2 separate regions of the Homo sapiens genome follow, and region 2 is linked to region 1. Evidence: read pairs that join two places in POLR2A ChIA-PET (ENCODE). Cell type or tissue: Caco-2. All regions are shown on one strand.

The links. ChIA-PET counts read pairs that join two places held together with the same protein. Peaks named below come from ENCODE experiments on the same cell type or tissue, not always from the same donor. Only the 100,000 strongest peaks of a DNase experiment are listed, where the experiment ranks them.
Region 2: POLR2A ChIA-PET joins it to region 1 with 5 read pairs; 1 of 35 experiments calls an interaction of 5 or more read pairs at or near these places.

What each region holds. Positions count from the first base shown.
Region 1 is chr3:58,101,153-58,103,652 of GRCh38, forward strand. FLNB (filamin B) reads left to right here. Exons shown (of 46, transcript NM_001457.4): 9 at 1,051-1,188. Among named protein-coding and RNA genes, the nearest start is that of FLNB-AS1, 68 kb to the right of the region's middle. In Caco-2, no CTCF peak of the experiment used is centred here; DNase peaks (open chromatin) are centred at 965 and 2,009.
Region 2 is chr3:58,470,224-58,472,723 of GRCh38, forward strand. LOC107986092 (a long non-coding RNA gene) reads left to right here. Exons shown (of 4, transcript XR_007095933.1): 2 at 1,625-1,752; 3 at 2,094-2,237. Among named protein-coding and RNA genes, the nearest start is that of KCTD6, 21 kb to the right of the region's middle. In Caco-2, no CTCF peak of the experiment used is centred here; a DNase peak (open chromatin) is centred at 1,288.

The DNA.
Region 1 (2,500 bases):
ATGACTCTTTGGGAAGCAGTTGTTTGCCAAATAGCCAGCTAAGGCCATTGCAGGAAGGAGGAACCAGAGGAGGAATTACCTTCCGTCTGTGGAGTAGAGTCCCGTCTTCTGGAGTCTGTGACCTTCCTGTATAGAGATTTGTCAAATTTTCAGTGTTAGATTTGGAAAGGAAAAGCCACTTAATAACATGACATTTTCCCCACTAGTCTCCCGTTTCTATTTACTGAAAAGGTTGTCCGTGCTGGGCAGAAGATTTATTCTAGGGCATAAAGGTATCTTTTATCAACCTCTAGATACCATGGAACAGTAGTTCTGTGGACATTTCAAGTAAGGCATATTGGAAGCTATCTTCGCCCTTAACTTTTAGACTTACAACTCTAGGTTTTCAAGCTAGACCCGGAAATGAAATCAGCAATGGTGTTTACTGCTAATTATTGCCTTTATAGCCACCCACATTCTGAAGGCCTTGTAACAGACAGCACGAAAAGATTGGTCTGCCTCAGCCAAGGTGGGGCTGAACTGGTCTCTTTCCAAGCTGTGTTGGTTGTTTTTGCCTGGTTGTTCAGGCGGAAGACAACAACATTTAGACACTTAAAAATGGCTGACCCAGGTTTTGGAACCCAGACAGGCATTTTCAAGTACTGCATTTTCCAAGAAGACTTGAAAAAGTCCAGTCTATCCAATTACTGAGCCCTTGAGTATGGCAGTGAGGTTTGAATAATGTCCAGCACTCGGCCTTAACTCCCTTTCACAAATGAAAGGTTAAATGCTGGAAGCAGGAGCACAGCATGGATTTGCTGTGCTCTCCTGTTTTCTTTGCCAAAGTCACTTTTCTCCAGTCCTTCTGTGGTGTCACTGGACAAAGTTATATTGTGTCTGTATTTGCTAGCCTGGTGTGCTCCCTGAGTGGGACCCCTGGTCTTGGGCAACTACTGCATACTATTTGTGCAAAGCAAATATTTTCTTGGCGGGTGGCTCCAGGTTACCTTGGCTTTCACGACTCTGACTAAAGAATGAAAGATTGAATTGATGTCAAAACTGTGCTTGCAGCCTGCAATCCAAATGCCTGCCGGGCCAGTGGCCGAGGCCTACAACCCAAAGGCGTCCGTATCCGGGAGACCACAGATTTCAAGGTTGACACCAAAGCTGCAGGAAGTGGGGAGCTCGGTGTAACCATGAAGGGTCCTAGTAAGTGTTCCTTTGTTTCTCTATCTCAGGTGTGGTTTTGGCTAACTTTGCAGCCATGGCATATGGATTTCATCCCACGGCCAGTTGTCCTCAATAATCCCAGAAGGCTATGTCAAGGATTTGAGGCTATCTGGGCTCCTTGGGGAAGACGGCAGTGATTGATTAGTAATGTCTGCCCTGGATGCGGCCAGTGGGTGGCTTGACAGCTTTACATTACATCAAGACTTCTGGGAGTAGAAAAAGCAGTGATGTAAAGGAGTTGGGGAAATGCTGCTGTTGGAACAAGTGGCTCATTTTTTATTTTAGACATCTGGGCTCAGAGAGGAAGGCTCTTGCCTAAGGTCATACAGCGTTTGTAATCATCTGAGCTGGAATTCAAGCACAGTCTCCAAAGCCAGTGATTTTCCCACTACAGGTTACATTTTATAGAGTATGAAATTATGTCAAGTACTTAATTACTATGATCAGTGCTTATAGAAGGAGAATAAAATTCCCTAAGATTAAGTTTTCTTTGTAGATAAATGCCATTTGTGGAGGTACAGGTTAAACCCTGCAACCCATTCTCTCTCCCTCTTTTGGGGAAGGAGACAGCAGATGTGGGGATGGGTGTCTTCACTTTTTTCGTTGGAACAGAGAAGCATTTCAGCACTTCTAGTCTCGGGTGTAGCAGCCTTTGGTGGTTTTACTCCCATGCCTGTGGAATCTTGAGCTTCCTGTACCAGGATTGCTCTTACCTTCTGTGTTCCCAACAGGCTGGGGCAGGAGCATTCTGAGCTCCAGAAAGTTAATATTTGACTTCACAGCACCAGGCTTTGGGTCAGGCTGTGCCCTGAGGGTAGCCGAGGTTCTAGACTGCCCAGACCTGGAGTCAAGCTGCTTGGGGACTGTCTTCCCTCCCAGATTATTCCAACAGGAGCCAAGGAGGGTGTGTGTGTGTGTGTGTGTGTGTGTGTGCACGCGCGTGCATGCCTCTGCGTATGTGTGCGTACGTGTGTGTTTTCTCCTGACCTTGAATACTTGCTTGACTCAACGGCTTTCCTGGCCAAACCTCAGGGCTCAACACAAAACAAGTTCCTGCCTGATGGCTGGGTTTGGAGTTTGCAGCGTCACATCTAAAACCTGTCCTCTTGCAGATAGCGTCTGAGGACTTTCTTGCTTTTGTTGTCCAGCTTTAGATGGAAAAGTATACGCTGGAACACTGAACCTAAAACTCATACCAAATACTTCTAAAGGTTTACTTCTTCCCCAGTTTTTGTGGGGGACTAGGAAGGGTAGCTATGATTATTGGGAAATACTGAAATGTGACTGGATT
Region 2 (2,500 bases), 370 kb after region 1:
TTCAGTGGTTAGCCTTTGTCCTCCTTTTTTTTTTGGGACGGAGTCTCGCTCTGTTGCCCAGGTTGGAGTGCAGTGGCACGATCTCAGCTCACTGCAACTTCTGCCTCAAGTGATCCTCCTGTCTCAGCCTCCCAAGTAGCTGGGATTACAGGTGTCTGCCACCATGCCCAGCTAATTTTTTTATTTTTTGTTGAGACAGGGTTTCACCATGTTGGCCAGGCTGGTCTTGAAATCCTGACCTCAGGTGATCCACCCGCCTCGGCCTCCCAAAGTGCTAGGATTACTGGCGTGAGCTACCACGCCCAGCCCCAACCTTTGTCCTCTTTGGTAGGAGGGGGTACGGATACCTTTTGTCTTCGTAATCTATGTCCTGCTTTTAGGCAAGTAGAGGAAGGGCAGAGAGCTTTCCTGCATCTGCATCTTCTCAATTGCCTTCAGCTCAACAGTGCTTATAACAAAGAGGCGTATTTAGGGGGTCGTATTCTGATCTCCCACAGACGTTGCAGGTGGAGTGTCCTGATGGCAGGGTGTGGATCACATCTCTGCTCTCAGGAGGTGGGGAGAGGGGATCTGGGGCCTCCTCGACTTCCATAGGGGAGGTTGGGCCTGCACTGTCCACCATGACCCATACAACCACAGACAGAAGTTCCTTGGTAGTAACCAGCATGTGTTCATTACAGTGAATGAAAAGACCAGAGCAGGTAGCATGGATCTCAGCCGCAGCTCATGGACCACCCAGCGCTGGGAATTGCAGAGGTTCCCTAACCTTTCCTAAGCCTGAGTTTACTCATGCAGAAAATGCCAGGGTGGACTTGGAGGGTAGCTACAGGCCCTGTGAGCACTAAGATTTCCTGAGACTTCGCTGCTGTCCATGCCCCTCCCCTGTTTTGACCTTTCCAACAGACTGGAGGCTAGAATGAAGATAAGGAGTACCATTTTTTTGTTAGGCACTGGGAGACGGCCCAGACTTTGATATAGCAAAGGTTAATGTTCTGTCATCTCAAAGATCCATTTCCCCAGGCTGTCGGAATGTAAATGTTAAGGTGATGAAAATAGTGAAGCCTAGGTTCCGGCTCATTTGAGTCAGAGCCCCTCACCCCTCACAGTGCAACCCTGGTGCACAGGGCCTCCTCTGTGGCCTGAACCTTCATAAACTTGGGTTTAGGTTGTCAGCACTGATTTAAAGAGATTTGCTTTGTTCAGTTTGCTTCTGGGAAAGAACTGACATTCACAGCAGGGTTTGGGGGTTAAGAATGAAACCTGAGCTGGCTTCTTCCCCACTGGGTGTGTGCAGAGTGAGTCAGATGTTTGCACAGAAGGCTGTGGTGTCAAATCAAATCCACAAATTTGCAGGCCTTATGCCTTTACCACTTCAAACCGGAAAGGTGTTGCAACATAACAGTTTTAATTGCTAAACCCTAGCTGCAAACCCAAATCTCTGGATTTAATAAGAATTGGGTGTGAAAGACTGTGAACAGTGGCAGTTTTCTGCCAGGTGAGTTTATTTGTTCCTTCATTCCCTCATTTGCTTCCTCGTTGGTGCCCAAGCCCACACCAAAGGCCTCTGGCCAGTCACTGCCTGCGCGCCCTCCTCCTGATGATGGACCTGTGGTCTCGCCTGTAGGTTTACCTTCTTTCCTGCTCTTGGTTGAGATTTGCGGACCTTTGTATCCACTGTGGTCTCCTTGGAACAAGCAACTGGAAATTCTTCACACCAGCTATGGCTGGTAGGAATTTCGGGCCACAACTCAGGTAGACAAAAAATAAAGCTTTCTTTTCTAGAACTTGACTCTGGGTTCAGGTCTTTGCTGTGCCAGACTGGTATAAAACCTCTAACCATGGTCTTTGCCGGGCACATACCCACTTCCCCAGCAACACGTATTCACTGAGTTGCCCACCATCCTTGGGGCTGAAGTAAGGCCATGATTAGGGAGGGAAATGAATCTGGCTCTGTGTCATTGGTCCACATAGTTGGTCAAGGGATCTGTTGGTCTTGCTAAGTGGCCCCTTTTGCTTCAGGGTCCTCTGCTGCTTTCCTGCCATTCTGGGGCCCTTTCTGAAGTTACCGTAATGGCTGGTTGTACCTTCCACAGGCTTCCAGACTCTGGACGGTATTCCCAGAGTCAGCTCCCTTCTGAATTGGGAGAAAGAGAGAAAGGAAAATACAAGAAGACCCAACCATGTGGATTAACACCCTATAGCATGATCCAGGCCCACAGCCAGCTCTGTGTTTCCAGGTGGGAGATTACAGACATCTACTTTTTCAAAAGGAATAATAAACGGATAAAAAGTAATATTTTCTAACATCTGTTAGATACAAACTGGACCTGGCACAGTAGCCTTTTGAACTGAGTACTATTATTATTTCCATTTCACAGATCAGAAAACTAAGGCTCAGTGATATAAGAAGCTTGCTCAAGGTCATACTGCAGTGGTAGAAGAGGTTTTAATACCAGTTTTCCTGACTCTAGAGTCCAACAACTTATTTATAATCAGTGCT